Regions from separate parts of the Mus musculus genome. Here all the other regions are linked to region 1. Evidence: chromatin loops called from intact Hi-C (ENCODE). Cell type or tissue: heart. All regions are shown on one strand.

Evidence for each region. Peaks named below come from ENCODE experiments on the same cell type or tissue, not always from the same donor. Only the 100,000 strongest peaks of a DNase experiment are listed, where the experiment ranks them.
Region 2: a loop joins it to region 1, with 2.1 times the contacts of the local background. A loop is called at or near these places in 6 of 42 quality-filtered maps.
Region 3: it touches region 1 in a loop (2.7-fold over the local background); 32 of 42 quality-filtered maps call a loop at or near these places.

The regions. Positions count from the first base shown.
Region 1 is chr12:8,767,315-8,775,314 of GRCm38, reverse strand. Sdc1 (syndecan 1) reads right to left here and starts at 3,919. Exons shown (of 5, transcript NM_011519.2): 1 at 3,614-3,919. The coding sequence starts at 3,679. It overlaps Gm4755 (a long non-coding RNA gene), which reads left to right and starts at 4,044. Exons shown (of 3, transcript XR_381238.4): 1 at 4,044-4,350; 2 at 4,687-5,804. In heart, CTCF peaks have their summits at 4,316 and 6,506 (motif pointing left); DNase peaks (open chromatin) are centred at 2,544, 2,684 and 4,044; H3K4me3 peaks cover 3,044 bases; H3K27ac peaks cover 2,736 bases; H3K27me3 peaks cover 194 bases.
Region 2 is chr12:8,861,628-8,869,627 of GRCm38, reverse strand. No RefSeq gene overlaps it. Among named protein-coding and RNA genes, the nearest start is that of Gm33483, 14 kb to the left of the region's middle. In heart, no CTCF peak of the experiment used is centred here; a DNase peak (open chromatin) is centred at 4,597; H3K27ac peaks cover 610 bases.
Region 3 is chr12:8,997,900-9,005,899 of GRCm38, reverse strand. Wdr35 (WD repeat domain 35) reads right to left here. Exons shown (of 27, transcript NM_001159527.1): 12 at 1,759-1,903; 13 at 68-137. Among named protein-coding and RNA genes, the nearest start is that of Wdr35, 28 kb to the right of the region's middle. In heart, CTCF peaks have their summits at 3,479, 3,692 and 6,809 (motif pointing right); no DNase peak of the experiment used is centred here.

The sequences.
Region 1 (8,000 bases):
ACGCACACACACTGCAGCAGCCTCAACAGAGATTCCCGAGGGACATCAGACCCACACAGCCGGAGAGCTACGCAAAGGTGAGACCTTCGTGTTTATAAGAATTATAACCAACCTGATTTGTTTTTCAGTCTGATAAAGAAAATAAACTAGAATTAAACAGAGAAGCTCCAGGCTTGGGCACACCAGTGTCACTCTGCCTGCCAAAGACTGAGAAGGAAAAGAGAAGCTCCGAATTCAAACTGCCAGTCACTGGGACACAGTCTTCTTCAGAGCCACCAAAAACCAGGAGACTGCTTGACCTGGCGCCACTTGAGGAGGCCCAGCATCATGAGGGACTAAATACACCTAGCAGTGTATTGTTGAAGATAACAGAAAGGAAATAAGGGTTTCAGAATCCTGCTCAAAGTAAGACTGCTTTGTAAAAGTTGAGCACTTTTGGTGGCCTACACCTTTAGGCCCAGCACTGAAAGTTAGAAGTAGGTGGATTTCTTTGAGTTTGAGGCCAGCCTGGTCTACATATTGAGTTCCAGGGCAGCCAGGACTATACAGAGAAACCTTGTCTTAAAACAAAACAAAACAACAACAACAACAACAACAAAAAACAACCAAGGATACTTTATAAGGAGGCAATTTTGAGCTGACTGAAAAAAAAAAAGTCTGGCTACCATTATACATTCTCAAAGGACTTCAGGAATCCAAAATTTTGCTGCAGCAAGGGGGAGGGGAGATCTAGAAAGTACTGCCAAAAAAAAAAAAAAAAAAAAAGGAAAAACATCAATCTTTCCCATCATTCTTTCCAGTCCCTTCTCCCTACCAATGTGTGTTAATGAGGTTTTATTGTGGCCCATCAAGAGCCACAGGTAGGTTACAACCAACTCCACCCTCCCTGGAGAGCTGAAGCCAGCAGTGACATCATGCAAGCACAGGCCTCCCCCACTCCCTCCCATTCTGCCAGACCTGGGGAAAGTGTCTCTACTAGTCCAAATGATTACAGTAAGGGAGAGGAAAGAAAGGGAACAAATAGCAAGTCACTATTCCAGAGCAAATAACCATTTCTCCTATTCTATATAGGAGAAACAGAAGACCACAGGACACTGAGGGACAAACCTGCTTCAGTCTCTGGGGAGTAGTTGCTAGCAGCCTCTGATCCCAGCAGCTCCCCCCCCCTTCCCCATTCAAAGGCAGGCACCCAAAAGCACTCCCTATCTCTCTGGTCCCCAGGGCTGTCTGACCTGCTTCCCACAGGAGCTTAGGGAGCCCTGAGAAAGGGACCAGCTCTCTGGCAATTTGTGGATATGTGCTCTCATTTTAAGTAAATCCCAGCTGCCTTCATTTTTCAGGAAAAGGGGAAGCTCTGAATATGTCCTCACTCTTATGCACCCACTTTTAAACAAATGTGGGGTTTTTTTTTGTTTGTTTGTTTGTTTTCTGTTAGAGAGAAAATAAACCAAACTTAAAAAAAAAAAGTAAAACGAACACTCTTGCCTCCAAGTGGGAGTCTGATCCTAAAGCTCAGACAGTGACCTGGGGGCTCAGCTCATCTTCTTCCTCCAGGAAGCCTTCCATTGAGATAATTCTACTTCCTAGACCTGTTTCCCTAGAGGGTTCAACCTCCCAGGCCAGCACACAGGAAGTTCCGGAAAACGCCACCTCTAGTTGTCTACTCAGCATTATTAATGGGTGCTTGAGGGGCTTAGGTCACAGGAATATCTGCCTCTCTAAAGACACCAGGGAAGAGAACACCACCTCTCCAGATCCTGGCTGGAAAGAAATTCAGTACTGCATCTGTACTGCCCCAGTGAGGCCTCACGTTGGGCCTAGAGAACAGAGCCGGAGGTAATGCCAGGCGGGCCGGGGAGGCATGCTAAGTAGCTCCACTTTCTTCTCCACAGTGGTAACTATGATTCCAGGCATAATCTGAGTCCCACAAAAACCACAACCCTCAAACAATTTCTTGAACCTTAAAGCCAGGAGTGCACAGGAGACTCAGTTCGGAATTCATAGCCCTCCCAGAGAACCCTGATTTGGCGCCCCCACACAACCCCAACTCATGGGCAATACAATTATGGAGGCCCTCTCTTGGGCTCCAGAGTGATGGAGAGCACCAGCCACCTGGGAAGGAGCGAAGGCAATGCCATTAACAGTGACTGGGGACGTGTCCGTGTGCCACTTTATTTGTACACGACCTTGGTATCTACCAGCGCTCAACTCTCCTTCCCTGTGCACGTGTCTGCCTTTGCCAGGACTATCGAAGTTAAGCAGACCAGATGTGGCGGTGGGAGACTGCCACTTCCGGGAGGGATAAAGCCTGAGGCTCCGCACCTCGCCTCTGCCTTCCAGGGGTTGGGCAAAGCCGCCAGTGGAAAGGACACCCGGGACTTCACAGCGGGTGCGGGGGCTAGGGGCGTGGACACCCGGAGGGCAGCGCTGACACCTGGCGGCGACCCAGGACCCGGCCCACGTCAAGGACCAGCGCTGCGGGGCGGTTCCCAGGGAAGGGTTACAGGGGCCGAGAACAAAGCGCCCCCGTTGGGGAAGGCGGGCTAGCGGACGGCGGCTGGGGCGGGAGAGCACTTTCTGGGGTACCCTCGACCAAGCTCTTTGTCGGCCAAGCCGCTGATTAGAGAGACCGACCCCCACCAAAGGTGGATGGCTGCATCCTACCCAGAAGCTTTCCCCCACCAGTCGCCAGCTCCACGTTCGTCCCTCTTTCCCCGCGGCCCTACTGGGCGGGCCAAGGGACCCGCCTTCCCTACGCGCGGCTTCAGCACAAAGCCGAGTCGGGGGAGGGGAAGAGCCGTACCGGGGTCCACTCGCGGGGAGGGTCCCCCGCGCGGGCCATGCGGAGGAGGCCCTCCGGGGGCAGCACAACTTCAGCGACCCCAAAGTTGGGTTCTTAGGGTCTTCAGCGTTCTGAAGCCAACTTCCCGGAACCTCCCGCTGCCAGCTCGGCCCGGCTCACCTGGGGCAGCCAGAGAAAAACCGAAGGTCCCTGAGCCACCCTCTTGTGTCCCACAAACAGCCTTAATCCCGTCCCTCCCGCCACCCCGAACGTCAGCTTCCCCCTGTTCCCGCGCCGGCTCTGCTGTGCCCAAACTTGCCCCGGTGCAAAGGGCCGAGCGCCCGGACTCCGCGGCGCTGGGGGTGCAGCCTGCAGTCTGGTTTGAATTAGGGTCTATGGAAAAGGCGTTGTGGCCATGGCCACTGCATCCCTCCGGGACACTGGCGGAGGCCAGGCCGCTGAGATGGCCAGCAAGACAGCAACGGGAGAGAGCAACTCCAAGCGGCGCCTAAGGCCGGCGGAGCGCCTAAGGCCGGCGGACTCAGACCCATGTGGAGTCGTTTTACTTAATTGGGAGCGGGGAACCAATGGAGGTTCCACTCTGCAGGACGCCCGGACCACGAGCTGGGATAGCCTCCTGGCATCCACGGACCGTAGAGGAATTGGGACAGGAGTCCTCATTAAAGGGCTCACCATCCCAGGATCCGCCAGGCAGCGCGGGAAGAAGTCCCCGCTCCCCTCCCCCTCCACGTGCTGCCGCCTGCATGGCATCGGCGAGTGGCGAGTCCCGGCTTCCCGCCGCCTCCCAGCCCTGCCCCGGGCCACACTCACCGGGAGGGCAGGCTGCAGGCGCAGCGCCAGCGCGCAGAGCCAGAGCCAGAGCGCCGCGCGTCTCATGCTGCCCAGACCGGCGGCGGGAGCTCGGTGGGCTTCGTGGATCCGAGTTGCCGGTTGCACGGAGCTCCGGGCCGGCTCTGCTGATTGCTCTGCGCTTTGCTGTCCCAGGCTCCTGCCCAGCTCGCTGCTCTCTCGAGCGAGGGCTGTAGGTTTCGCCGGCTGGAGTCAGCTCCCGACTGCCAGGTCCCTTCCTCTGCGTTAGGCTCTGTCTCCTCTGGCCCGCACCTCTCCCGCGGAGCTCCGCCTTATAATAAACCCAAAGGCTCTGCAGTTGCAAAACTAGCCGCCCACCCCCAGCTCCGCGGGCCTGGGTAGTCCCAATCTCCACCCCTCGGGCCCCGCCCCCTGGGTTGCCCCGCCCCTTGGAGCGCCCCACCCCCCAGGGATCCAGCCACACCCCCTTCCACGCCTCCTAGGATCGAAGCCCACCCCACTCTTCAGCTCTTGCAGGTCTGAGTCCCACCTTCCTCCCCTGAGCACTGGTGAGTGCCGGCAATCTGTAATTCCCGCGTCGCACCTTCCTTGATGCGTAGCTGACGGAGACCCAGGTGCACTCGCTACTATGTCCTGGTCCGGAGTCCGGAGGCACTGCCCTGGAGAAGGGCGATTGTTAGTTCTCTACGTGCGAGGCTGCAGCGCCCTCTGGGCGAGGACACCCAGGGGTCCTCCAGGTGAGCAAGATTTTGGGGGCAACCTCGGAGCCCCACAGCGATGAGGCTATATATAAACCGAGGGATCGATGTATGGTTCCCACCTCCCCACGGGCTGAGGATAGGGGACCCCTGAGGTCTTGGTCCTTTACTTAATTGCTGGGAACTCCAGACCTTTAAAGACCTTTAAAGACATGAGCACTGTCTGGAAGAGCTGGCTTTGTTATTGTTTTTATTATTATTATTATTATTATTATTATTATTATTTTCTTTTTTGCTGTCTTTCTATTTATAGAAAGCCCCTTCTCTTCCTTGTCCAAGACCAAAGGAAAAAATAAATGGCCTCTTTGTTTCCAGGTGACCGCAGGCCTAACCAGCTGCGGAGCTCCAGTTGAATTCCTGTTCCTTCATGATTCTCTATGGGGCCTGGACCTCACAGTTTCCAACGTCCTTCAGACGTGTCAGTCCAAAAAGGAGCCCAGAGAGCCTACAGGCGAGGCAGATAGCAGCGAGAGCAAGGAGGAAGAACCAGCCCTGTCTTGCCCTCAATCTGTAGATGGTGCCAAAGGCCCTTTGCACCTGCAAGGCAGGGGCCATAGATGGCATCCATCCTTGTTCCTCAGCCCCACATCAGCTGGCCTGGACTGAGAAGCTAGATCTGAGGCTCAGCGTCTCGGGAAGTCCCCAGTGTAGACTCTACACTGTGGAACCAGCCTTCTGGGAATTCAACAGCCTCCTTTACACACACCACACCTCCAGCAGTAGCCCAACAACCAGCACCCAGTTGTGTTTGAACACTTTTGTCCTCAGGAAACTCTCCCTTTTGGCGTCTCAGCTGCCCTAGGTCTAACTATGGGCTACATACAGATCCTGCCCAGTTCTTGCCTAGATCCTTGAGGGTCTTGGTAAAGAATACCCAATAGCAAGGCTCAGGAAGGCTTAGGACCTAAAAAGCAGGTGCCTCCTAACACAGTGGCTTTGGGATCTGAAGTCAGCTCTTCAGTCCTTTGAGCCTGATATTTGGAGGAAAATAGGACACTTTGGTATTTTACCTTCCTGTCCTCTCAAAATGGGGGCGGGAGGGGGGGGGGGAGACGGGAACAGGAAGGGACTGATGAGGCTGTTTCATGTTTTAAACATGACCAGCTTGATCTTTCCTTCCAACTGCATAAGTTTAGCCCAGATCAATGAGACAGTAAAGAGGCAACGAAGACGACTCCTATAGGGAGACCCCAAGAAAGGCACATAAAGAAAGGAGGCTATGGTCCTGTTGACCTCAGAGCCCAGGCACCCTACATGGCTTGTGATTCCTCCCTGTCCTCAATATGCAAGAGGTTGGAGAGATGGCTCAGGGGTTAAGAGCACTGACTATTCTTCCAGAGGATCAGGGTTCAATTCCCAGCACCTGTATGGCGACTTACAGCTGTCTATAACTCCAGTACCAGAGGATACAACATCCTCACACGGACATACATGTAAGTGAAGTACCAATTTACATAAAATAAAATAGAATACTAATTCTAAGAAAGAGAGAGAGAGAGAGAGAGAGAGAGAGAGAGAGAGAGAGCCTTTGTTCCAGCACCCCTTACATCTAAGCTGATGGAGAGTAGGTAGGGAGCTTAGCGTCTGACTGCAGGTCTGCATGCAATTGACATCTGAGCTGGAGCAGACTGTCTGCATAGGTTGACAGTGTCTGTCAAGCTGAAAATGCATTAGCCCTCTCACCCAGGATGACTTCTCCAGGCCATTTGACTTCCCTAATAGGCATGCCGAATGCCTGTCACTGAAGGAAAACCAAAGTAGCTATGAATGGTCCCACATTTGAATTCCATGCAGTATTTCTGAAATGAAGCTAGTTAACTCCTAATATGGAAAGCTTTTTCAAAACCTACTTTGAGTAGATTGTTGGGCTGCACACTTTTAATCCCAGCTCTCGAGAGGCAGAGAGACAGGCAAATCTCTAAATTTGAGGCCAACCTGGTCTACAGAGCTAGTTCCTGGACAGCTAGAGCTACACAGGAAACCCTGTCTTCAAAAACCTAAAAAACGGGGCTGGAGAGATGGCTCAGCAGTTAAGAGCACTGACTGCTCTTCCAAAGGTCTGGAGTTCAATTCCCAGCAACCACATGGTGGCTCACAACCATCCATAACGAGATCTGGCGCCCTCTTCTGGAGTGTCTGAAGACAGCTACAGTGTACTTACATATAATAAATAAGAAAATCTTAAAAAAACAAAAAACAAAACAAAACAAAAAAAAAAACTAAAAAACGAGGGCTAGAGAGATGGCTCAGTGGTTAAGAATAATGACTGCTCTTCCAGAGGACCCAGGTTCAAGTCCCAGCACCCACAACAATGGTAGCTCACAACAGTCTGTAACTTCAGTTTCTGACACTTTTACACATACATGCAGGCAAAACACCAATGGACATAAGATAAAAATAAATTTAAGGGGCTGGTGAGATGGCTCAGTGGGTAAGAGCACCCGACTGCTCTTCCGAAGGTCCAGAGTTCGAATCCCAGCAACCACATGGTGGCTCACAACCATCCGTAACAAGATCTGACTCCCTCTTCTGGTGTGTCTGAAGACAGCTACAGTGTACTTACATATAATAATAAAATAAATAAAAAAAAAATAAAATAAATTTAAAAAGAAGAAAAAAAAACAAAAAACTTATTTTGAGATGAAATATGTATCTCAAGTGAAAAATGTCTAACATATATACTACATAGAGTGATATATATACATACATCTATTAATGTTCAAAATGTTCTTTTAAAATGTTTGTAATAACCAAGCAAAGTGTCACATGCCTTTAGTCTCAGCACTTGGGAGGCAGTGGTAGGTAGATCTCTATAAGTCCCTGGCTAGCCTGGTCTACATAGTGAGTTCCCAAATAGTTGGAGCTACATAGTGAGACCCTGTCTTTAAAAGCCAAAATCCAAAACAAGCAAATAAGCAAACAAAAAGTATACATTAAAGAAGACCTGGGGGAGAAGGAGGGAATAGGAACCACAGACGAGAGCTTTTGTGTTAACGCTGTGTCTTTAGAGCATTTAAAATGAAAATAGCTATTTATATTACTGGTTTCATTTTTCTTGGGTTTGGGTAGGGTTTTTCTTTGTAGGCCAGGCTGTCTTAAACTCACAGCAATCCCCCCCCCATTGGTCTGTCAAGTGCTGGGATTACAATGTGCTTATTTTTTTTTCTTTTTTGTGACCCATGTACCCCAGGCTAGCCTATACTATGTAGCTAATGACCTTGGACTCCCCATCATCCTCAGCTTCCCAGGTGCTGACACCACAGGTGGGACATGCAGTGTGGGAGAGCACATCCAGGGCTTCACACTAGGCAAGTGGAGCCTTTGGGTTGCTTTTAGCCTCAATCAATAAACTTCCCTCAAGCCTGAAGAACAGGCCCGTTACCATTTGTCAGGACTTGCGTTGGAGCCACTGGCCTTTACCCACTGGGCCATCATGCTCAAACCTTTCTATTTTTTAATTTATTTTACTTTTCATTTATGAAATGAAATATTATAAATTATGGTAGTTAATTTCTCATGTCAACTCCACTGGGTTAAAGGTACTAAGAGAGCAAATAAAGTATTATTTGCAGGTGTGAGGGTGGGTCCTAAAGAGCTAGCTAAGCATCTGAGTCAGAAGACAGAGGAAA
Region 2 (8,000 bases), 94 kb before region 1:
TACTTCTCCGGCGGGCCAGCTCCACTGCAGGGGATGGGCATAAGGGAGCAGGCTCTGTTGTTATTAGCACAACTGGGGTGGTAAAGCAAACAAACAAAACCCCAAATCAATAGCACTCAAGGACCTCTGCCTTGAATAACAGTCCTCCCTTTGATACTTCACACTTCTTAAGCTCCAGTATAAAGAATGTGTTCAGCTTGTTTATCAGGAGATAACGCTAAGCCCAGTGTTCCTATCACTGAGTTAGTTTCACAGTAGGGAAATAGCACATCCAGATGTTACACATGATTGCTCTGTTCTCTTGTAACAGGAACCAAGAATCCTGTGGAGTCCCTTGAGCCATTTATGCTAGCTCAGTGGTTCTCATCCTTCCTAATGCTGTGGCCCTTTAATACAGTTCCTCATGTTTTGGTGACCCCAACCATGAAATTATTTCATTGCTACTTCCTAGCTATAATGATACTGTTACAAGTCGGAATGTAAATATCTGATATGCGACCCCCACAGATTGAAAACCACTGGGCTGCAGCGATGAATTTGGAGCTCCCAAATAGAACCTTCCTTGGAAGACCGGGTAGGCCAAGGGTGTTGTTTGTTGTTGTTGTTGTTGTTGTTGTCTGTACTCCTTGAAGGTGACTTTGAGCTGGAGAATGATGCAGGGGGCTGGCTGGCTGCCCAGCTCCACCTCTGTGAGTTGACCAAGCCGCTGAAGGTTAGGCTCTGGTGTCCTTGACACTTCCCAGCAGGATTCTGATGCTAAGGCCTGCGTTTCAGTAGGAAAAGGTCATGCCCTTCAACCTGCCTCAGGGAGAAGTGAATCAAGCGAGCAGCTTTACCTGCCTGCCCAGGCAAGTCTGGGTTTCCCCTATTTTCCCTGCCTTATTATGCGGGATCCCTCTGTTGCAACCTTTATGCTTCATCCTTAGCAACCGACACCTTTTGGGATGCTTGGACACCACCTCCTAGCTGTGACTCTATCTCGGCTGGCTCAAGGATATTGGTTTAGTTACTTTCAGTGGGGAAGAGAGACTGATTTCAACTCACTGTTCAAGAACAAACCATCCATCATGGCAGAGAAGACTGGGTGCTGGAACTAGCTCTTAGCTGTGATGGCAGGAACATGAGGGTACTTTCTCACATCTCCATGGATCAGGAATTGGACAGCTTTGGATCAGAACTGAGACTGGGCCATAAGAGGTCCAGCTCTCAGCAGCCGACTCCCTCCAGCTAGGACCTGACACCTAAAGTTTCCACAGCTGTAACAGACAGCACTACCAGCTGGGGACCAATTGGTCAAATACATGAGCCTGTGGGACTTTCAGATTCAAACCATGTCAGATACCTTTCCCACAACCCTCCAGAGTACAGTGTCTTTGTCCAGTGCAGGCTCTTGTCACTGAAATGTTCCTACACGATGCTTCTCACACTATGGGCCCAGGGACTTCTAGAAAAAAGACTTTGCTCTTCTCCTTAATGTATTCCTGTGAATCCATCAGTCATTTATGGATTCCTACCCATTACATGCCAAGGGCCTGTTAGAGGCAGAAAGCTTTCCCTGGAGTTGTGTGTGGTCCAGTAGAGCAGACAGGCATAGAAACAGACAGTTATGACACAAATGGATAGCGGTATGTGCTCTGTATTGTGAGGGCTCAGAGAAGCACTAAGTCTGTCTTGGGCAGGGGTGAGCATAGTAAGGATGGGAGTAATGGAACGGAAGTCACCTCATGTCATCACAGCCAGAGTCTACAACAACTGCTTCATTCACTCAGGTATTTGTTCTCATTATTCTGAAGTGCTTTAAAAGAGTGTCAAATTCCAAAGGTCTACTTCATGCGCCTCCCCAGAGGAACACCCTATCTTACTTACTATCTTAACAAATTTGTACACATACATGCACACATACACACAGGCACACACTCTCTTACATGAGTGGTCACACAATAGTCATCCCTTTTCTCATTTGACACCTTGAAGCTCATTCCAAATCACGAGGAACATTCCAGTCAACTGCATAGTATTAGCATAGAAATGCTCTGGTCAGCCAGTTGCCTATAGTGCTGGATACTGATTTTTAAATTGCTTACTATTACAAATATTATATCATAAATAATCATGTATATGAATTATTTTTCATGTATACATAGACACAGAAATGTTGGATTAAGGACAGATTCATATTAGTTTTATCTACCTGGTATCTAACACCTAACTCTTAAAAACATATGATAGAGCTTTATCAAGTTTTCCTTCTAATCTACAATTAGCATAGCCCTTTGCTGTGGCCAGAAAACCCAGGCAGCCTCGAGGAGCTAGAGGAGGAGGCAGCAAAAAAAAAAAAAAGAGGAAGAGGAGGATAACACTTCATTTCATGCTTGATCTTTGACAAAATAACTAATTTCCCCTTTTCTCTTTTAACTATGTTTAATATTTATAAAAATTCAAAATTATTTAATATAACTAGCATATTTTGCATAACCTTAATTAACATTTTTAATTGCTATGATGAAACACTATGGCCAAAAATAATTTGGGAAGGAAAGGGTTTATTTCATCTTAGAGTCCCTCATCACAAACCATCTCTGAAGGAAGTCAGGGCAGGAACTCAAGTCTGGAACCTGCAGGCAGGAGCTGATACAGAGACCATGGAGGGTGCTGCTTACTGACTGGCTTGTTTCTCATGGCTTACTCAGCCTGCCTCATTAGACACCGCAGGACTACCTGTCCTAGGGTGGCACTGCTCACGATGGGCCAGGCCCTCCCCACCCATCATTCACTAATCCACAGGCTTGTGGACAGACAATCTTATGGAGGCATTCTTCTCCATTAGGAATTTCCTCTTCTCACACATATTAAACTGACAAAACCCAACCAGCATAGTATGTAAATATATCCATCTTAAATATGTAAACATATAGGATAATATTGTACAATGAATAAATAGTATAAATCTTCTTACATTTTATACAACACAGAATTGATTTAAATTTATTTAGGTTTATGTGTTATATGCATTTAAATGTGAATACATAACTTGGCAAGGTGGCATACTGTGTGAGGATTACGCACAGCTATGTTGAGACTACAGAGGGCAGAGTATGTCTGAGAGGACACTCACAGAGGGAAGGGAGCCTGAAGGTGGAAAGCAAGAAGCCTAGGTTGGGTCCCGTTATCCGAATCCTGAGTGCGGCTTGCCCACAGTTCAGCACAGAGTGTCTCAGGGGCAGGATCCCACGTAAACCATATTTGCTTCAGTCTGCTGGAGTAGGATGGGCTCTCTTGCTCCTTGCCTTTCACAGAATCTCAACCGACGAGGTGCACAGCTGGTGAGGTGCAGAGCCAAGAATCATACTCCGGCTCCAGAACCTTAGCATTTGAGAGATTCTTGTCAAGAGGCAGGAGGATCTCTGTGAGTTCGAGGCCAGCATGGTCTACAGAGCGAGCACCAGAACAGCCAGGGCTACACAGAGAGACCCTGTCTCAAGAAAACAAAACAAAACACACCAACAAAAAATGGAAAGAAAGGAATGGGTGTCTGTTGATGTGCTTAGAAAGGCTGATTGCGATGCCAGGCAGAACAAAAGAGATGGTGTGTGGCTGGGAGAACCAGGTATCTGAAGAGGGGTGAGCAGAGCAGGTTCTGAGTGAGCAAGAGAGAACTCCAGGGGATCCCACATGGCAAAGTGGAGGGGAGAGCAGGGTGCTGCACACCCCAGACGCTAAGACTTGAACTATCGTCATCTTTCAGCACAACTGACTAGAGCATCCCTTGAGCATCCCTTGGCTGCACATCTCTGGTCAGGATTCTGACCTCTGACCTATCTCTGGATCCTTGGCATGGGCACCCTAAAGGGAGCTGTCATTGGAAGCCCTGGCGTCAGAAGAATCCCCTAGGGTCATGCTTTGGGTTCTGCGGCTTCCAGAGGTTAGCATCCTTCCCAAGATCGTGAGAAAGGAGATGGATAAGGCAAAGGTCTTAAGTATGTTAGAACACTTTCAGGTAGGGCAGGGTGTGTGTGTGTGTGTGTGTGTGTGTGTGTGTGTGTGTGGTCATGTGGCTGAGCACACAGGAGGCCAATTATTCCAAGCTGAGCCCTTGGGAACCTTCCCAGAATTTATTGTCTATACTAAGTCATTCTCTTATCTTGGGTGGCCCTTTGGGGCCTTTAACCCCACTGCTGGGTGAGGCAGGAAAGGAGAGGAATTTGCCCTTTTGTGCGTCTCAGGTCTCCAGGCCCTACTTTCCCAGGCTCTGTCCCTGCCCCTGAACCACCCCTCCCTTGTCATTTCTCTTATCCTGTCTTCCCCAGCAGGCCCCTGAACCAGGAACCTTCAGCCTTAGGCCAATGTTTATGATTTAGGATGGCCTGTAATCCCTGCAACCTGCCTGGCTTGTGTCACACATCCCACTCACTCAAGCTAGGCTCCAAGTACCTCAGCCCCTTCTTGGAAGCCCCACAGCTGCTATACTGTTTTTATGATTGCTGCAACCAACCACCCATATCCTTGTGTCACAGCTCAAAATCAGTGACTCACATTTCTGGAGGTCAGACATTTCAAAATGGGTCCGTATGGGTAAAACCAGGATGCCAGAAGGGTTACAATCCTGCCCACTTCTGCTTTTTCCAAGGTTTAAACAGCTCCGTGGTGAGCTGATTCTGGCCCCTCCCTTCCTCTCAGAACCCAAGAGCAGCATCCTCACATCTCCTGTGTTCTGACCTCTGCACATTCCCTTTTGCCTCTTTCTGATCCTCCTGCTCACCTCACGGAGGATCCTTGTGATTTCTCTGGGCCACTAGACAACCTAGAATGATTCACCAGCTCAGGGTCCTTAACTTAATCATATTAGTGAGGCCCACTGGACCTCTGCTGACAGGACAATTACCCCTCTAGAGATTTCCAGTTCCTGCTGGTTGTTCCGTTCTATGCGCACGCTTCAGATAGGCTGTGGAACCACTGGGAAGAAGACAGACGTGACCCAATGTAAGTTGAGTTGGAGGTTCCCGAGTGACAGGGAAGTGGCGTTTGAGAAGACTGGGTAGGAGAGAAACCCCCTCACTTCAGGATGCTGGGACTGAAGAGGAGGGATACTTGAGGCTTCCAGTTAAAAGGGTAGCTTAGCACACACTAATCCCTTTCCTGACATCTCATTGCAGTGACAACGGTGACCTTTAAAAGATCATAAACCATGAGAATGAGGGAAACGTGGGGGAGAGGGGCAAAGGAGAGGAGGAGATGATGGAGAGGAAGAAGAGGAAGAGGAGGAGGAGGAAGAAGACTGAGCTAGGGAGGGGATTTAGAATGGGTGCAATCTGAATTCTATCCTGTTGTGGTCAGAATCCCTGTAGCAGGGTAAAGAAGGGAGTTCAAATGAGAGATACAGTTACAGAGGCTGAAATGCCTCTCAGTGGAAAAGCACCTCCCTGTCCAATGAAAGGCCCTGGGCTCTAGCCCTAGCACAAGGGAGGAAAAGGGCGAGAAGGAGACAGTTAAAGAGAAAGAAGAGAGGAAGAGGAAGAGGGAGAAGAGGAAGAGGGGGAAGAGAAAAAGAGGAGAGAGAGGAGGAAGAGGAAGATGGGGAAGAGAAAGGGGAGGAAGAGGCAAAGGAGGAGGAAGAGCAGGAAGCTCTTTTGTTCCTAGATCCCTTCTGCTTCCCCTCTCTGGGGTGTTAAGCTCAGCTGAGGGGTGAACACTGAATGCCCTAGACACAGAGTGAAAAATCTGGCCAGCTTGGGAGGAAACCTTCAGTCCTCATTCTGGGAATTCACTGAAAGACTTGCCCAGGTCCCTCCCCAGTGCAGTCTGTGTTTGGCAAACCCTACCTTAGCCTGGCATAATATAACAATCAACATGCTAAGAACAAAAGCCAAACACCCTTGTCAACTAAAAACCCTGGCAGATGAAACAGCGGTGCTAGGAGATAAGGTTCAGGCGATCTAGTAATTAGGACAAACTAACCAAAAGATGGAAAGTAGGGGAGATTTAAAAATAGGATTAGGGGTGTCATTCAATGTTTGCCTAGCATGCAAGAAGCCCTGGGGTCCATCCTTACACATCACAAGTCAGGCTTATGGTGTAAACCTGGAATCCCAGACATGGAAAGTAGAAGTGGGAGGAGGGTCTGAAGTTCAAGGTCATCCTCAGGGAGGGAGCGAGTTTGCAGCTGGTCTGGGCTTCTTAGACCCTATGTAGAGGGCATGGGTGAAGGGAGGTGATAGGTGAAGGAAGGAAGGGAAGAGAGAGGGAAGGACAGGGGAAGAAAAAAGGAGGGAGAAAGGAGGTAGAAGGGGAAAAGGAGGGGAGGGAAGAGGGAAAAAGAAATATTTAAACTATAAGAGCATCAATCCAGGCAATTTAATGCTAAAATAACAGAAATTGCAGAAGAAAAGACCATTGGCAGGAGTTGAAAATAGCCCCATGCCACAGAAGCTGCAAGCGCAGAGAAGGTGATCTTTCCAATCTCCTGCCAAGCACACAGAAGGGGATCTTTAGACAAAGACTTCTGCAAGCAAGGCTGAAGTGATGGCTCAGCAGTTAAGAGTTCTGGCCACTGTTCCAGAGGACCAGAGTTCGATTCTCAGGAGCCACGTGGTGTCTCACAAAAGTTCAAGGGTATCCAGCACCCCTTTCTGGCCTCCTTAGGCACCAGGCACACCCATGGTGCCCTGACATACATGCAGGCAAAACCCTCATACACATAAATCAAAATAAGTGAGAGGATTTTCTTTTAAGCTTAAAGGAAAAGATGGTTTGCTGTCACCAATTCTCTCGCTTTATTGCTCCCAAACTTCTGCTCTGTGGGATGGTCTCCACCTTGTCATGGTGTTCTTTAGGGAGCAAAAGATCTCAGGGCACCTGATATGTGGTGTAGTATAAGGCCAGGAGGGAGAGAAGAAACTTCAACCGGCAGCAGAATATTGGAAGCAGAAGACAGACAAACAGCCCTAACCATCCCCAAACCACCCTGAGGCACATTTAGTGTCTTCATTTCCTGTGTAACAGAGACTCGCTTTCTGTACCATTTAAATTAATTACCATATGATCCATTATCACCTGAGACACAGAAGGCACCCAAACTAAAACATGGGTCACCCATGGAACAAATGAGGTGCTGAGTGTGGGCGTGGTCCATAAACGCAGGAGCAGCTGGAAGGACCGTTAGAGAAGAAGTCTTGCTTTATGCTCCCCAACGCTGGGGATAGAACCCAGTGTTGCACAGCAGTCAGGTAAGCACTTTTGCCCCCAGGCTACATCCCCAGAGTTCCCAGCCTTTCTAAAACCTGTTGCTAGGGCCGGGCTTCCTTTTGCCATCTCTTTCTACCCAGTGAGTTTTTCTGAGTGACAGACTTCTGCAAAAAAGGAAGGTAGACCACAACTCAATCCACTCTAGATGAGTGGTCAAGGTCATTAGGAAGCTCAGAGTCCTTGGGAGGCCCAAGATTGACTTGGAGGTTAGGAAGCCAAGAATTCTGCAGCCACAGGCTAGGAGCTGCACTATCACTGTTCCACTATGTGGCTAGACCAGAATTCTGCTACTGTTACACTGAAGGGTCAGAGGCCTTCATACCGCACTATCTAAAGAAAACCCTTGCGTTCTTCTTCATCAACATTGAGACAGTACTGTCTTGTCCCCATGGTCTTCCCTAAGGAGGCTGTGGGGCATGTCTGGCTTCTGCCATGACTGAGAAGGGATTGACTATGTGGGAAATTCTCTAGCATGAGGATTTTGTGCAAAACAAGAGAAGGGGAGCGGGAGGGGGAGGATGAGAGGAGAGAGGGGGAGGGAGGCACAAAGAAGAACTTAAGAAAAGCAAGCATGTAGAAGCCAGATTGACCATAGACTCTCAATCTGACTAGAGCCACAGTCTGTCCGGAGACTCTGACCCCATGGCCCCCAGAGCGTTCTGCTGGTACTTAGGTCCACAACCCTGTCTACTCCTCACAACAGAAGCCAGCCCTGAACCTGCTGCCCCTACTCTACTAGCTAAGCCTTCGGAGTTCTG
Region 3 (8,000 bases), 230 kb before region 1:
GAGTCCCTAATAAAATTACGTTTCCTTATCTTCAGACAGTAACGCTGACGAAAATCAAACCACCTACTTGAATGGCTTTACTGTAATCAAACACCCCATCCACAGATCCGGAAGGGACATCATCAACGTGATAAATTCTGTTAGAAAGAGCAAACCACAAGCGTGAAGAAAGGGAGGGTTATATTGCTTCATGATCTCTACAACTAAGGACTGAACGACTACAGTGAACATTCTTATCTAACAGGAAAACCCTGATTTTTTTTTTTTAAAGAGTTCTTGATATGGCTGAATCTCACAAAAGGAGAAACTACCCAGCGAAGATTTAGAGCTATATAAGTCATCTGTTCAACAAAGCCATCCCCACTGTGAACAACCAAGCTATGCAGTCCCAATAAAATCCATTAAGCTGTGAGATTTTTGCCTGACTGCTGATCAAGAGTAACTGTCCGTTTATTAATTTATTTGCTTGCTTGTTTGCTTGCTTGCTTGCTTATAGTCTCTCTCTAAGTAGCCTTGGTATGTCTCAAACTCAGAATCCTCCAGCCTTATCCTCCTGTCCACTACAACTTCAGGATTGTGAAGTAATAACTTCATACAGAACTTCCTGTTGTTTACCAAACACATTTACACATCTTCATGTTGAAGCTTACTTCAGGAGTCCCTTTGTCCTCATGTGTCTGAATGGCAGAGTCCTCTTTATGCCCACTTACCAGAACCACTCCAATGTAGACTCCTGGAATCCAAGTCTTTGGAAAGAAGCCACATGCCCAGTTCACCTCTCCCTAAAGCCCTCCTCCATGCCTGTGTGTAAGGACAAGCATCTCCATGCCTGTGTGTAAGGGCAAGCATCTCCATGCCTGTGTGTAAGGGCAAGCATCTCCATGCCTGTGTGTAAGGGCAAGCATCTCTATGCCTGTGTGTAAGGGCAAGCATCTCCATGCCTGTGTGTAAGGGCAAGCATCTCCATGCCTGTGTGTAAGGGCAAGCATCTCCATGCCTGTGTGTAAGGGCAAGCACCTCCATGCCTGTGTGTAAGGACAAGCATCTCCATGCCTGTGTGTAAGGGCAAGCATCTCTATGCCTGTGTGTAAGGGCAAGCATCTCCATGCCTGTGTGTAAGGGCAAGCATCTCTATGCCTGTGTGTAAGGACAAGCATCTACTTCTGATTGATGCTAGGGTCACCTCCTAGAAAGACCCCGATACAACTAACCTATGGGAATGAGGCTTCAGTAAGATACTCATTTTTTAACTGAATGACAGTAATTTCAGTGTACCACTACTATGTGGAGTAGGTCACACAGCTATTTCCTAACCAAATAAATCCTCACAGATTTCCAGTCTTTATCAATATCAAAAAAAAAATCTGTTTTGTTTACACCATGCCAACTTTCTTTTACTTTGATAAATTTAAATAGATCCTTTTAAAAGATATTCAAATTAAACAAAAGTACTTCTATTATGAGCCTGTTGTGGTGGCACACGCCTTTAATCCCAGCACTCAGGAGGCAGAGGCAGGCGGATTTCTGAGTTCGAGGCCAGCCTGGTCTACAGAGTGAGTTCCAGGACAGCCAGGGCTATACAGAGAAACCCTGAAACCCTGTCTCAGAAAACCAAAAAAAAAAAAAAAAAAAAAAAAAAAAAAAAGGACTTCTATTAATCAAGGCAATGTATATTTCTCAAGAATGGCAATAGATAATTAACTATGTCTGGATCCAATACGGTATAGTTGCTTATTAAATATATATCAAAAAACATACCTTTCTCTTCCTTCTTTTCGAGACCGTGTGATCTGATTAATTTCCAGTGCTGTGAGCTTCTTTGCCACACGATATTGCCAGGTATAAAATGCTTCTTTTGAAGCTGCTATCACATGGGTTTTGGTCATTGCAACAAATAATGGTACTATTAAAAGGAACAGAAAGACAGCTAAGCTATAGTTACACAGAAACAACTTCACACCACTGAGCCCAACTCCTCATTTTAGAAATAATAAACCCAGTCTTGAAATATGCACAGACAGTCTCTCAAATCAGGCAAGAATCTAAAGTTACTAGGATCACACAAAAAATATTAAGTAAAATGGATCTGCGATGTACAAGGATCAAGAGCTAAAACCCCAGGCCTTTTTAAAGAGTCCTTACGAGTATAGGGGTCAGTGGAAGCGCATTTGCTCCGCGTGGGAGAAGTCACTCAATCCTCAGTGTCACGGAAAGAAAGAGGAGCAGCCTTTTAAGTAGTCTATTACTTTATGTGCATGAGTGTTTTTCCTGCATATGTGTCTATGTGAAGGTGTTAGATCCTCTCGAGTTAGAACCACATAATTGCTGGGAATTGAACCCAGGTCCTCTGAAAGAGCAGCCAACACTCTTAACCACGGAGCCATCTCTCCAGCCCCAGAAGTAAATCTTTGTGAGTCAGGGTTAGGCAACAGTTGATGCCTTAGGCATGACACCAAAAATGATGTAACAAAAATAAAGAAATTGAATCTTATAAGGAATTAATGGTTATAAACATACATATAAGACTGTCCAAAAAAATATTTAACAAAAGAAAAACTTTTAAGAAGGCAAAGAATCTAAGTGAACACTTCTCCAATAAGACACACAAATACTCATGAAAACATAACCAGCATCATTAGCCACCAAAACCTGGTGTGTCACATGATCCTCACTGAACATGGAAGCTACAACTGGCGTGTCACATGATCCTCACTGAACATGGAAGCTACCTGGCATGTCACATGATCCTCACTAGCATAGCTAGAATTTTAAAAAGTAAGGCAAGAATTGATCAGGGCATAGAGAAAAAAATGAAAATGTAAAATACTCTAAAAGAACCTTCCAAAGTTTCTCAAAATGTTGACTACAGAGTTACACATTACCTAGCAATTCTGCTCCACGGTGTATGTCTAAGAGAAGCAAACACACACACACAAATTTACAGTCAGGTGCTCAAAACAGTGTTCCACATAGACCCAACATGTGGAAACAACTCAGATATCCACCAGCTGTTGAACCCAATCTCTTTCTCCCCTCCTCAGTACCAATTACAGCCAGATCTAAACATTTATCTTTTTGTTCTTGCTCTCATTTGTACTGCATTTCCACTTCACTTAGCAAACGAGAAGACACAGCCCAAGTGTCATGCTGCTAGGCAGACATGTCACTGACCACCTCTTGGGTATGCTTTTGTGAAGCAAAGCGCCTCAGCAACTCCAACAGTGGATTAAAAGATGGGAGACTAAACAGTAAAATAATCACCTAAACTCATAGAATAATACTAAGATAAAGTTAAATATGCAAACAAAATATATGAAAGCAAAGCAGCTCTCTGTAAGGGGCATTACTCTCTTTTCTGAGCTCATGAATAATCAAACACTGTGAACTGTTTCTGCTTATACTGCAAAGCAATGAGGCCAGTGTTGGACGTTTGTCACACAACTAGCCAGGGGCATGTTTTGGCAGCAGGACACTTAGAAACTGAACAGTAGACGCTCCCCCTGGCAGCGTACTATTAACTGAGTAGATTGACAACTCAGGAACTCAAACTCAATAAAGTTGTGTCGGATTTTTTTTTTTTTTTTTTTTTTTTTTTAATTTCAGGCTTTCAAAGTTTTTCTGTTCAAAGCAAATCATATACTATTAGTGACCTCTAGAGGGAGCACGAAGCTTTCATTGCCTTGCACAAAATCAAAGCCTGGTGAAATGGCAGCCAAACCTCCAGAGGGTGCTAAAGCCAGCCAGGTTGTCTTCTCACTGACTTTACTAAATCTAATAAATATTTAGTAAATTCACCATGAATATTTCAATTCTGGTAATTGCACTCTAATTGGTTTGAGGTTCACCAACCTTTACTGCTTCCTGGTAAAATATGACATTTCCAAAGCATATTTCTCAACCAGTGTTTAATTACAATTATGAGTTACATTCATGTCCTTTTATTCTTTTTTTTCCATACAATTTATTCTGATCACACTTTCCACTCCCCCATGTTCTTTATTCTTAATACTTCATGAATATGAGAATTTATTGCTATCCTGATTAATTCAAAATTAAAATGTTACTGGTTCAAAAGACAAGTCGGGCTTCTTGGATTCAAATTGCAAACACTTCATAATTATGATGTTAACAATTATGTTTCTCTCTCTGAACCTCAGTTTACCTGCCAATTGAAAATAACAATATCAGCTCTATAGAACTGTTTTAAGGATTAAAAGAGAAAATAAAGGATAACACGGTACATGCTTAGTAATTTTAAATGCTTAATAATTTTAAATACATGCAAGCACTCTTGTAAACACATTATATGCATTAACTCACAGCCACTGTATAAGGCGGACAGTGCTATCATTAGTTATCAGTTTAAAAAAAACTACCTGGTTATGAAGCAATTATAACTTATCTATGTTATACAGCTAGACAGTGGGCAAGTGGGACTTAAACTCAGGTCCTCTACGGCTCTTGAATCTGTGCTCAGAATCGCTGAAGTAGAATGGCCCTCAATAAACATCAGGACCCATTAGGCATGGTAGGTATCACTGTTTTTATTTTCATTTTCTATATGAATTTTTATAATGTAAAATACTCAGAATAAATATAAATATATATCAGAAAATACTTTCAATTAATGTACTAGCACTCTCGATAAATTCAAATGGGAACATAATGCCATCGTATAAATTCTGATAGACTTTCATTAAAAGATGAATTAAAGTCCAACTAAATGTATAAGTAAATGAAGATGAGGTCGCCAATCACAGTTTGATAGGAGGGCTCTATTGGTAAAGGTAATACACAGTTTGAGCACAGGACATGAAGAAGCCCATTGGTAATGACCAGGAAGCCTCTTTGCTCCTACAAGCTTTCACAGGACTAGAAGGTGCTGCTGTACCTTGTAGTTGCTGCTGAGGGAGAGGCATGGACAGCCTCACCCAGCTGTGAACCCGTGAGCTACACTAATGATTGGCATGTACCCATGATGTAACAGCGACACAGATGGTAGCAGGCTAACAAACTGCTGCTTGATCCACAGAGGAGCACTGGTACTAAAAATCTGGTTAGGAAGTCTGCAAACCTAGGGATAGACCTAATGTTATTATGCTACTAAATGGACATAACAACAAATTGTCCTCTGAATTCATACCCATAGAGCACTTCTCTTCATACTCATAAACTATGACAGCGCTCCATCGTTGGTTTCTCTGTGCAGTGAACAGAAATTCGCAACTAATCAAAATACAGAGAATAAGTGTTCATGGAGTCCTCAGCCACAAGAGATCATCAATTCAATCCCACACACCAGCCTTAGATGTGATCTCCATATAGTCCCGCCCCAAAGCTCAGGGACCATCAGAGAAGAGGTCAGAAAAGGACCAAAGTAAAACAGTGTCCTCTGGACATGGCAGGCCCGCTGCAGGCATGGCCTCACAGCAGCTGTGCTTGCCTAAGACCTGCTCAAGACCAAGCCAATCAACACTGTAGTGTGGGAGGGGGCGGGGCCCAGGACTCTGCATTCCTAAGGAATGATTGATGGTCGATGGCTTCTGTAGGAAGGAGAGTCAGGTATCTTAGTATGGTAGGTGAGCTACTCTACAGTGGACACCTTCACACCCAAGAGTATATGGACAGTACAAGTTGAACTCAGTAGGTTATTAAAACAAAACAGAAGGATAAAGTTGGAAGTGAGAAGTAGAAGTCATTGGGGCAAGGTGGGAGGTTAAACATGATCAAAATATTAATTAAAGTAGCATATTGAAAATGAAGGTAAACTTTGTTAAAGATTTATTTCTTTTTATGTATATGGGTATTTTGCCTGCATGTATGACTGTGCACCACGTACATACCTGGTGCACCTTGAGGCCAAAAAAGGACATCTGATCCCCTGGAACTGAATTAGACCCAAGTTCTCTAGAAGAGCATCCCATGTTCTTAACTGCTAAGCCATCTCTCCAGCCCCAAAGGAACATTTTAGGAGATAGAACTCCAAGTTTAGCAAGAGGCTCAGCCTCAATAAATTAAAGTAGAATGAGATTGAGGAAGACCTCCAACTTCAACTTCAGACCTCAACGTACATACACACGTGTGTGCCGACACATGTGAACATGCATATGCACAAACACACATACAACATACACATGCAACAAGTTTCAAACTAGGCAGAAAGATTAGTGCGGAGAGAATGTAAGAAACAATGCCTCCCTCAAATGAGCCTTAGCACTAATAGGCAGTCGTTAACAGCCAAGCCCAGATGTAAAATCATTTAAAACAATTTAGGAATTCACATTTAGGAAAAACCTGCTTGTAATATTTTAATGCTGAGGGCTGAATAAATTCCTGCATCCATAATGGTTTCCCTGCTTTGCCACTTATTCATTTCTTAGCACTTTAAAGAGCTGGAAAACTGGAATGCTGTCATCAAATTAGCCTTCTCAGAAATACATGGAAACCATCACTAGAAACCCACCAAAATGACTGCTGCACAGGCAGGCTGGTACTCTCGGGTACTCTGTGCCTTGTTCCCTCTCTCAGTGCTATCCTCTCCTTACATGCCACCTAAGGACATACTTAGAGGGATTTCCTTTGTTCTCAATTTTTGAGACAGCTATGTATTCCTAGCTGTCCTGGAACTCATCTGTAGACCAACCTGGACTCAAACTCAGAGAGTTCCACCTGCCTCTGCCTTCTGAGTGCTGGAATCAAAGGTGTGGGCCACCACTGCCTGGCACATTTCTTTTTAACTGCCTACTTATTTCTTTTTCTTTTTTAAGATTTATTTATTTTATGTATATGAGTACACTGTTGCTGTCTTCAGACCCACCAGAAGAGGGCATCGGATCCCATTTCAGATGGTTGTGAGCCACCATGTGGTTGCTGGGAATTGAACTCAGGACCTCTGGAAAAGCAGTCAGTGCTCTTAACCACTAAGTCATCTCTCCAGCCCCCAGCCCTGTATAGTTATTTCTTATAAGACATACTTATACACGCACATCCATTTATCCCAGTCACCAGCATGATACCTGGGGCACATGGCACTCAGCACAGAAGCAGTAAAGTGTTGCTCAACTGATTAACTAAACTTGATTTATTTATACATCCCATGAGGAATATCATAATCTCTTTATTTTCCCTAAGGACTGTTATAGTGTCTGAAATTATATATTTTTGATTTGCTAAAGAATCACTTTCAATTTAGATGACATGACATAAACACTGTCTATGCACTCAAGAAACATTTGTCGGGGCCAAGCACACTGTTGGGGATGGGGGACATGAAAGTCAGCTAGACATAGATCTTTAAGAAGTTAGACAATCACAGTCAGGAAAGTAGTAGTCACAGGCAGGGTGAGAAGGACTTAGGAGGAAGTATACTAAATCGATTATGGGGTTGGTGAGGTCACTCAGCGGTGAAGCACCTGGGCTGCACTTCCTTAGTTCAGTTCCCAGCCAACCACACTGTGGCTCACAACTGTCATAAAGGGATGTGATGTCCTGGCTCCACAGAAGAGCACCTAAAGAGGCCACAGAATGCCTCCTGCTGAGTACAGAATCCGTACTCTGTATAATGTAAAGTTTCTGTAGGTTTTTACAGAAACTGTCAAGCAGAAAGATAAAGAGCAAAAGCCCAAATCAGACATTCCAGATTAGCATCTCTCCTACAACTGGTGCTTTTGTTAGTTTCCCGACTCCATGAAAACTTCATGGGGATCTTAAAAGAGAACTGTCTGGGATATATATGAAACACAATGTTGAGTCTTCGTATCTGTTTGCTGTGGGCCAATGGATGAACTGTTGGTTAAAATTTCATCCAAGGAAACTAAACGTCAAAAAGTTTAAGACTCAAAAATACAAGTATTTATCATTTAACGAAGAGGAAGGATTTATGTTTAATTTTGTTTTAAAAAAATGGTCTACCTGGCATAAAAATTACTTTGAGTTTAACCCCAGGATATAGCAAATGACTCTACATTAAGACTTTTGGTGTTGAGAGAAAAAAACAACAA